2 separate regions of the Homo sapiens genome follow, and region 2 is linked to region 1. Evidence: read pairs that join two places in POLR2A ChIA-PET (ENCODE). Cell type or tissue: PC-3. All regions are shown on one strand. Each heading gives the region's core, and the rest is flanking DNA. Links, peaks and the distances in the headings are about the cores only.

What was found. Peaks named below come from ENCODE experiments on the same cell type or tissue, not always from the same donor. Only the 100,000 strongest peaks of a DNase experiment are listed, where the experiment ranks them.
Region 2: POLR2A ChIA-PET joins it to region 1 with 6 read pairs; 1 of 35 experiments calls an interaction of 5 or more read pairs at or near these places.

What each region holds. Positions count from the first base shown.
Region 1 is chr4:32,579,850-32,585,250 of GRCh38, reverse strand. No RefSeq gene overlaps it. Among named protein-coding and RNA genes, the nearest start is that of LINC02353, 230 kb to the right of the region's middle. In PC-3, for the core only: no CTCF peak of the experiment used is centred there; no DNase peak of the experiment used is centred there; H3K27ac peaks cover 468 bases.
Region 2 is chr4:31,408,254-31,413,654 of GRCh38, reverse strand. No RefSeq gene overlaps it. Among named protein-coding and RNA genes, the nearest start is that of LINC02501, 96 kb to the left of the region's middle. In PC-3, for the core only: no CTCF peak of the experiment used is centred there; no DNase peak of the experiment used is centred there; H3K27ac peaks cover 445 bases.

The sequences.
Region 1 (5,401 bases), core at 219-5,218:
CATAATTTCCCTTCCAAGACTCCGCCAGTATATCACCTTCTCAAGGAGCCTTCTAACTCCTTTTTTGCTCTTTTGGCATAAATTTGTGTTCCTTGGACTTTCATAGCATCATTTGGTTATGCTTCTGATACAATTCTTAAAATATAATACTGTATTGTCCTTGTCATTTGTCTGTTCTTTATAGATCCTCAATATATATTTGGTACTAAAACAGAGAATGAGATACTGTGCTCTGAGACCCAGATAATATGGAATAAAAAATACTAACGATAGACTGGATAAAGAAAATGTCACATATATACACCATGGAATACTATGCAGCCACAAAAAAGGATGAGTTTATGTCCTTTGCAGGGACATGGATGAAGCTGGAAACCATCATTTGCAGCAAGCTAACACAGGAACAGAAAACCAAACACTGCATGTTCTCACTCATAAGTAGGAGTTGAACAATGAGAACACATGGACACAGGGAGGGGAACATCACACACTGGGACCTTTCAGGGGATGTGGGGCTAGGAGAGGGATAGCATTAGGAGAAATACTTAATGTAGATAACGGGTCGATGGGTGCAGCAAACCACCATGGCACATGTATACCTATGTAACAAACCTACACGTTCTGCACTTGTATCCCAGAACTTAAAGTATAATAATAAAAAAAAATTGGCATACGACTATGAAAAAGTCAAGTTTCACAAAATTTTAAAACGTCTTTTACATTTTCCAATTTTAATGTGAAAAAGGAGTGGTACAGTTATGCAATTATGACATGGTCTGTCATATCAACCCACATTTTTTCATCCTTTTGTGTACCAGAATGTTAAATATTGAGCATACTTTAGATGCCAGAGACTCTCCATATTTTCATACATAATTGATGCTTACAGCAATCCCATGAAATAATTTGTTATCTTTATTTTACAAATGAGAAAATTAAAGCTGACAAAGCTATTGTAGAGCACTAGGCTGGTTCACGCTTTCAAATACCGGGCTTCTAGAGGTATTTTTGTTTTGCTTTGTTTTGTTGCTTGTTCTACTATTATCTTTGTCTCAAGAAAACAGCTCTTTTACTAAATATGTGTCATATTCTTGTTTAATCCCAATTCAAATATTATTTCCTTCAAATCACTAAAGTTTGTTGATTTTGACTATTGCTTTTTGCATATTTTTTCAAGGAGAATGAGAGTATTTATCTTGTATATAGTAGAAATAAGGTAAATATATATTTTAAATGTGTGTGAGTTTTTTTCTAAATAATAAGAAAATTTAGTACAATAAATGTTTTTCTGAGTCAGAACTTCACTCATTTCTTTAATTTGCCACTAAGAAACTTTGTAATTGTAGGAAATTCATTGGACTCTCTTGGTCCTAGTTTCCTTATCTGCTGAAGGACAAGGATAAATGAAGGATATCACATTGTTTGTGTAGCTCTTAGGGTTTATGAATCACTGATTTTTATCATTCAATTACTGTTACCCTGTAAATCATAAAAAATATTACAAGAGAACGTGCATTTCTGAGGAGTTAATAAAATTGCCATTTACTGTCTACATTATAACATCCTACATTTTCTTCTGAATCTTCATTTGTCAAATAAACATAATTCATATGTATTGTTTCTATGTTTGTATCAGTCTAGGACATACCTAGAAGTCTCAAGATAAATGATCCTCCAATTACATATTTTTCTGTATACAATGAAAGGTGGTTTATAAAAAATCTATACCTACAAGCTGAATTTTGTAACCGTAAAAGGAATTTTTATTTTGTACATACATCATACTAATAAATTAAATTTTTAAAATTCTAAATCAATTCAGTAACTTTCAGTAGGCATTTGTTAGAAATAGATTTTTTTAAATATGCACAATATAAAAATTTGAATTAAACAATTCATTTGTATTTAAATATGGGACACTGTTATATTTAACAACTTTTTAACAAGACTACTATTCAATGAACAAGATACAAAATACATTTTAAGAGAGCTGAAAATAATCAAAATTTGACTGAATTTAGGTAAATAGATTGGAATACATTTCAAATAAATTTTCCTTATAATCTCCCTAAAATAAAATTGTATGATCTTAATTGTCCTTTGACCATATTATTCACACATACACAGATGTCTTCACTTTCTTATTTATAATGTTTCTATAATATAGAAACAAACTGTCATACACTGAGGGGTGTGTGTGTGTGTGTGTGTAAAAATAATTATTGAGGTTTTCTTTCAAAGGGTAAAGGTATATTTACATATATTGTTATATATTATATATCTATCTATATTAGATAGATATAAAATGTATCTGTTATATAGAAAGAACAGTCCCTTTGACCTGTTTGATACCTGACTCTCCAGACATATCGTTAAGCATATTTGGTTGATATCATAACTACTCACTCATTTATATTTAAGTAAATCTGTCATTTGTTTTCTGAGGTTCTGTTTTATGGGATTTTAGACTATAAAAGCAAAACAACAAGCAGTGAGGTGAACCACAAATAACATTATATACGTGGGTAAGGTCTTACGAGTCAATTGGAGAAGTTGCTTTCTTGCTCTTCATAACCACTTTAAAGCATTTTAAAGCTCTGTTGTCACTTGAAAGTAAAATGTTTACTTGGTAAAACAAAGCTTTTTAAAGAAAAAAATAAACCTAGCTGAATATCTTCTGACCTTCTTTGTTTCACAGAAATAAGCCTTAGCATTTATCTTAAAATTATATCCTGAATATCACGTATCAGGAATGATGCAAACAGATCAAAATGGATTACATTTTTTTTTAAAGGGGAATGAAGCTTCCATTTGAGATATCATGCATTTTACATTTCTTTATTTTTGTTCATAATGATCCTGATGAGTATTTATCAGGGCATTTGTCAAGGATGTACTCTTAACTAATAATATCTTACTGTATTTTACAAATGCTGTATAAACTCTCTGTGACTCAGTGTCCTCAACCATAAAATGGCGAGACCAGTTCTTACCTCATTGATGTGTTGCAAGGATTACATGACCAAACTATGTAAATAACTTAGAATAGAGGGCTCTCTAATAACAATGAAAATAATGGAATCTTAAAATATTCGTGATCAGGTGGCAGTTCTTGACCACCAGAAGACAGTGTCTCCAATTATCATAGTGAGTGAATAGGTGGGAGTGGCAGCTAAGAAAGTTGACCAGAGAGATGCTTGGAGATGCTTAAATAAAAATGGCATCCTTAAGCCTAAGTAAGAATGGTATAACTCTATGTATATAATAAAATAAATAAAGCCCATATCTTCAAAATCAATGGACTGTAAGTAAATCCTGGTCACCAGCGAGAATGACCCAGCAATGTCACAGGAAGCCTGTAATGGAAATGATTTGCCCAGACCTCCCCTCTGGTGTCATACAGCTATTTAATTGAGTAACCAAATGATATGAAAACAGGAATATTTTGTCTTTTTTGTACTTAAAATATATTTTTAATGAGGTAAATATAACATAAAACCATTTTCAATATTCTATGTGTATAGTTCACTATAATAAATAATAATATATATAATAAATAATAATAATAAATATAATAAGTACATTTATATTTTTGTGGAATCATTATTACTATCCATACCCAGTACTATTTCATCTTCTCAAGTTAAAATTATGTAACCATTAAACGATAATTCCCAATTTGTCCCTCCTCCAATCTCCTAGTTACCACTATCTTACTTTCTGTCTCTAAGATTTTTGACTACTACGGGTGCAATCATAAAAATGAAATCATACACTCTTTGTCTTTTTGTCTCTGGCTTATTTTAGCATAATATCTTCAAGGTTCATCTATGTTGTAACAAGTGTCAAAATTTAATTCCCATGTTAGGCTTAATACTATTCTGTTTTTTGTACATACCAGAGGGTTATAGAAAATTAAAATATATATATATATATTTCTGGCCTCACACTGGGGCACTTGTCCTTGTGATAAATGACCACATGTCCACAACTAAGCGACCAACAGTAATTTATAAAAAGATGGAAGTTGTACATGTAGGCTTAGGCATGAATAGCCCAAAGGGCACAAGCGAGCTGTATGATAAAATATCCTAGACCCCAAAGTCATCATCACTGTTGCACCTCAGCTCAAATGCATGGTTGCATAGAGTCCTTTACAAGCTGTTGAGAGAAAAAGAAAAAGGTTAATCTTTGTCCATATATGGGTCAATCTGGTAATTTAGGAGAGCAAAAAAATGGACTCTAGGTGCACTAAAACAATACTCAGGGGTGGCCCTGAAAAATAGTGGTAAATATATATCCAATCAAAGACAGACTATCAAGTCATACAGCCAGTTATCTTTTCACTGGAAAGAGAAGTAGCCTGAGGTAAGACTGTATACAGATTTATAGGCAAGATTTAATCATTGACTATAAATGGTTAATAGGCATTGGCTGGTCAGGGTCTAGAAAGAGAAAGGCTGGAAGGTCAGTAGAAAAGGATTGCAGGGAAGAGTCATGTGAAATACCTATAGAAAAGGGCACAAGGTGTGGAAATGATTATCTTATCTATTAACATAAACTATGGGGCCACTAAATAATGGAGAACATTTAATAACATAGCAAGTTGACATCTACTAGATTGTGTCATTGGCCACTTAATGCTAGCACAAGGTTTGTGTGAAGAGGGTAGCCAGGGTGTCAGGGATGGAGGTATTCATGTACCTAACAGCATATGTATCAGCATAGGCTGATTTAGGCACTGCCCCAGCCCAATGTATAAACTGTCAGCAGAACAGACTTACATTGAATCCTAATAAAGTACAATCTCTGTTGGAAACCAGCTAGCTATTTGGCTACATGTTTACTATACACTGACCCCACACGTCCTCGAAGAGGCAGCAGCCTGGATGGGACTCCATACAAAGTCCAGTTACAGATTTTCTTCTGTCTGCAGCCCTCAGCCAGCACCATTATCTGAGAACTTATATAGGGTTTGAATGACTGACACAGGAACCAATATACTATTGCATTTGACCAAATAATGCATTTACAGTGAAGGAGGTACAGCAGAAGACACCTGTGAATCACTGATCATATTATTTACTGCTCTACCCAAAAACCCTCATCCTCAGAGGATGATAGAATGACATTTAAAGGAACAACTGAGACACTAATTTGGAGATGATTTTGTGTGAATATAGAGTGTCATACTTCTGTATAAACTAAAACAATAACCATTATATAGTGATGTGTCCCAAAAAGGTAGATTACATGGGTCCTGGCAGTAGGAGTTGGAATGGCCCTGCTTACCATTACCCCTAGGACACACTTGGGCAAGCTGTGCCTCCTGTCTCCACGACTCTCCATTCTGTAGATCTAGAGATTCAGGTTCCCAGAGAAGGTAAGCTTTCATCAAAGG
Region 2 (5,401 bases), core at 236-5,235, 1.2 Mb after region 1:
TTGATCTCCTGACCTCGTGATCCTCCCACCTTGGCCTCCCAAAGTGCTGGGATTACAAGTGTGAGCCACCACACCCGGCCCTCAGGTTTGCTTTTTGTAGCTGTTGTTGTTTTACTTTTGCTGCTCTCCTGTATTCCTCACAACCTCCATGCTTCTGCTTACTGCCTTCTCTGTGGTGCCTCTCTTCTCTTGCCTTCAGCAATATTTTAGTACTGTGTCTTTCCCTATTTATCTAACACTCGCAAATCCCAGAGTGGAGAGTACCCATATGAGGTAAAGGTTTCATGCCTGTTCACAAAGCCAGAGTGAGCACAGAAAGGATACCGATGATAACTGTGTCTTTTTCTGATGACTGAAAAGATACTTCATGGTCTCGAAGCACCACAGAGTCATCTTCAAATGTATTAATTACCTTTCTTATGATTTGTCATTTCTTTCTTTCTCATAAAAGTCAAGGGGGAAAATAAATTAGTGAGTTGAGCTTTCCAGTAACTCAGACTCCAGATAAATGAAAAGGTACTGTAATTGTGTGTATTGCAATGAAGTAAAAACCATTTCCTCTGATATAAGATTACAGTAAATGACCTCTAACTTTCTAATTCCAATTCTAAGGGTTCTGTGATCCACACAAATACAGTTGAGAGTTTCTCACCACTTTTTGATGATTACCTTCCTATAGTCATATTTAACACTTGGATTTTTCTCTCCTATATTAAATACCTGAGCTAATCAAAAACTTGAAACATTATTCTAATATTTTTTATTCATATAACAGTGAGTCTGAGGATTTTCTTTAAACTCTAATGAGTCCTTGAGGATGCGATAATCACCAGAACATATTAATTCTGATTCCCTTCCCTAGTCTACTAATCAAGAGAATTTCAAACTACTATAGATACTATGTGTGTTTTTATTCTACTCAGATTATTTTTTCTTTAAGAGTGATATCAGGCTGGTAATTTGACAAAATCAAATGCATTTCACAGGAAATAGAAAAATTGAAATAATTCACAGTTCCATTTAATTCAGAACATGGTTTCATCACTTCATCAGTCTTTTAAAAATTATCTAAAGTATGGCCAGCACAATTCTAGGCCCTCAGAATACGTTACTGGGCTGAGTGCGGTGGCTCACGCCTGTAATCCCAGCACTCTGGGAAGCCGAGGCGGGCGAATCATCTGGGGTCAGGAGTTCAAAACCAACCTGGCCAACATAGCAAAACTCCATCTCTACTAAAAAATACGAAAAGTAGCTGGGCATTATGGCAGGTGCCTGTAATCCCAGCTACTCAGGAGGCTGAGGCAGGGAGAATCCCTTGAATTCAGGAGGCGGAGGTTGCAGTGAGCTGAGATTGTGCCACTGCACTCCAGCCTGGGCAACAGAGCGAGACTCCATTTCAAAAAAAAAATAGTGAACAAAACATTAAAATTCTCCGTCTTTAAAGAGTTTATATCTTTGTTGTCTTCATGACATTCTAAAGTAAATATTTCATTTCTGGACCATTATTTTTCAAAAGTTCTTTTGTGGTATTCTTCATTTTGTTTTTGTTTTCACATTTTCGGTCAAGTATCATGAAAAACATGTGGATTGTTTACTAGAGTATTTCACCCACTTCAAAAAAACCTCTGAACTTTGGACTCTTTAAACCTCTAAGTAAACTCAGGTTGGGCAAAATAGCAATATATAAAATTTTATGCTGTTTTCAAATTTAATATTTACTTAAAGGATAAAGGGAGTAGTATGGAGAGAGTTTTTCGTAGCAATTTTCAGATTAGTTGAAAGATTACAAAATAGCTGATACACAGTGAACCCAGAACAAATAAACTATTTACACTGTCCACTATGAAAGAAAATAAAACCTTTTTGCCTTCTTACTGGAATAAAGCCAGTACATAGCAAGCATGTGTAGCTATGTTGTAATTTATTTCACTTGAAAGCAAAGACCTTTATAACTCACTTGTGGCTTTGATTGTGGCTGAATTATAAGGTTTTCCTATTGCTTACATAAAGCACTTGATACTCTCCCAATGACTGGTCCTTTTAATGTGTGCACAATCCCTGCTGACCCTGCTATGTTTAAACTATATTTATTCTGATCACATATTAAATATTGAACAATTGTGCTTCTGACCTTATACAATTCTTAACCTAAAGTACATGTAATTAGATTTTTCTAAAGCACATCTTCTTTTCTCAAGTGGCAATACACATAATAAACTAGCAATAAACTCTACTACCTGTAGCAAAGCTACTACTTAATTTAGGCCATGCTAAGACAACACTACATTACAATGGGGCCTTTCCATAATGACAAAATCTGTTTTCCTCTTCCAAAGGCAAAGTTAAGAGAATGTCTCTCCTTTCATCTTCAGACATTATTACTAAATTCAAGCAACTCAATAAGAACTAAGTATTGAGTTGAAAGCCTAAGGAATTTGTTCCTGTATAGTGACATCACTGGAATTTTTAGATTTTTTTAAATATTATCTTTCTTTTGTTACCTTCAAAAGATATCCATTACTTAACAAATTAGATAAAGTGACTTCACTCCAACAGTACAGAAAATTAAGCATTGTCCTACCCAATGTAGTTTTGGAGATAATAAGAAAAAACAACAATCTTAGAAAAATACACATAATTATGATTTTTGTTACTATGAATAGATCATGCATTTTTATGACCTCATATTCTGACATTCTGATGAATAAGATCAATCAGTATGAGAATACTAACCACACTCCACCATCATTTTGCTTCCAGTTTCTTCTCAAACTCTGATTTGAACAGATGCTTATAATTCTTGTTAATCACTGCACACACACAAAATACACTCCTACACATGGTTTGAATGATTAAGAGTTTTAAATAAATGTCAAATCAAAAATTAACTATTGGTAATAGTTTCCAAATCATTATGAAACAAAAAGCAAGATGGGTCAATCTCTGTCTAGTAAACTGAAATTTCCTCCTGTCCAAACTGCTAATCAATTTGATTAATAATCCTTTGATTAAGAGAATATACCCAATCTAGAGAATGCTTCTGACATTTGAATTTCAAATTTCTTAAGACTTAAGTGAGACAATCTTGGAAATGTTTAAGATATATGTTCACTGGATTATAAATCAAAATTTTATTCATTTTCCATGGGATTTTTTTTCCACTAACAGTTTGAAACTTGGGTCTCTAGAGGCGATATTTCCAAATGTGCTTTCTTATAGAAGCTTTATTGTAAAGAAAGGCTAATATATTCAATAAACATGCTGGTACCACTCCCCTAACTGACCTGACCACTAACAATTGATTAGTCATTTAAGTAAAGGGTGACATCTATTTTGAATACAATACTATGAGGTGGCTATGGAAGATATAAGTGGAGATGTCCAGAAAATAACTAAAGGGCCAAATAAAATAATCTCATTTAGAAATACAGTTCTCAGAATCATAAACATGTCCATGACAATTGAAGTTCTTAGAATGGATAAAATGTCCAGGCTTATATTGAGGACTAAGTTGAGCATAAAGACCATGGATTTATGTTTCACTCATCCATTTCTTTAGTAATACTTCATAGCCTACAGTCAACAAATTAAACAGATGGATTAAGCTAGAGTTTAAGCTAGAGTTAGATTTTTCCCAGGTAGTTCCTGTGAAAATGATGCAAAGAATCAATAGAGAGAGAGGAGTGATAGTGATATTGAGGTATTTCGCTTTTTTTTTTTTTCGAGACCGAGTCTTGCTCTGTTACCCAGGCTGCAGTGCAATGGTGGGATCTCAGCTCACTGCTACCTCCATCTCCCTAGTTCAAGCGACTCTCCTGCCTCAGCCTCCCGAGTAGCTGGGATTACAGACACGCACCACCAAGTCCAGTTAGTTTTTGTATTTTTAGTAGAGCTGGGGTTTCACCATGTTGGCTAGGATGGTCTCTGCCTCCTGACCTTGTAATCCGTCCACCTCGGCCTCCCAAAGAGCTGGGATTACAGTTGTGAGCAACTGCGCCCGGCTGAGCTATTTAGCTTTTTAGAGAACAAGGTGAAAATGGACTTGTTAGAACAGGAAAGTGCAGCAGGACCTTGAATAATGTCCTCTCCTTCAACATCATTTTGTTAAATGTTATTTTGTTATAATGGTTGAGGATGAAAATAAAAAAAGCAATTCCTGGCCAGGGCCATCATCTGTGTGGAGGGTACAAGTTCTCCCCACATATGTGTGGGTTTCTCCAGGCACTCTGGTTTCCTCCCACATCTCAAAGATATGCACATTTGGTTCATTGGCATGTCTATATACTCCCAGTCTGAGTTAGGGTGTGTGTGTGTGTGTGTGTGTGTGTGTTGCCCTGGTATTTTGGTATTTATTTGGAAGTTTGGATATGTTTTAATGACCAGAAGTATGCCATAGGGACATACGTCTTGTTTATGTCAATTAGCCTACAGTAACCATCGGTCTTGTTATAGATCATTTTGCTTAAAGTCACAGTTTCTAAGAATCTATCAATGACCTTATGTGAGGATTTACTGTAGAGATATCAATGACTTCACAGACTAGGCATTTTGAGAGGATTTGGGTAAGAAAGTGAAAATTATTTGAGGCTATGGTCATATTGTGGCCTGCAATATGTATAAACTCAGATGTGATACACTCAAGGGTGATGACAAGGACCAGGTGGAATTAATTGCTCATGCTCCTGTGTCCTCATAATGGTTTGTACTTAATTCTTCTCTAGCACTTGTTACACTACCTAGTTGATTTTGTGTGCCTTTCCTCTTGACGCCAATGGCAGTCACTGCAGAGTAGGGAATATAATTTAATCCTATCTATTTCTAGGACTTGAAAGGATTTCTGGTATAGATGGATGACCAATATGTCCTTGAGTTGCTTGTTGAGTTAATGAACTACCAACTCTTAAGTTTAATGATATGGTGTGTGTAGGGGTGTCTCTGTGTGTGTGTGTGTGTGCGTGTGTACACAATGTACATATGTGTGCATGTTTCAATAATGGGTACCATTGTGTCTGTGCGTGTGTGCACGCCATGCACATATGTGTGAATGTTTCAATAATGGGTGCCACTGAATATAGCTAAATTAATTTTCTATTAATATATATTAGCAAGTATATTTACTCTTTGTTGTAGCTATCATGCATTTTCTAAAGTTAGATGAAAAGAAATTTAAACCGCTGGACTTTTAATGGAAATTTGTGACAATCTTATATGCATTTGTGTTGTGACTGGTCCCCCACTAGGCTACTTAAGGGCATAATGTCTACTGCCTGAGGCCTGAAGACCAGGCAATGAGCCAAGGCCATGGTACCCAGCTGAGGAGCAGGTGTCCCTAAGAACACAAACATCTCTGAGAGTATCTGAGAACCTACCAAGGAAAACAGTCCCATTGCATACACACAGC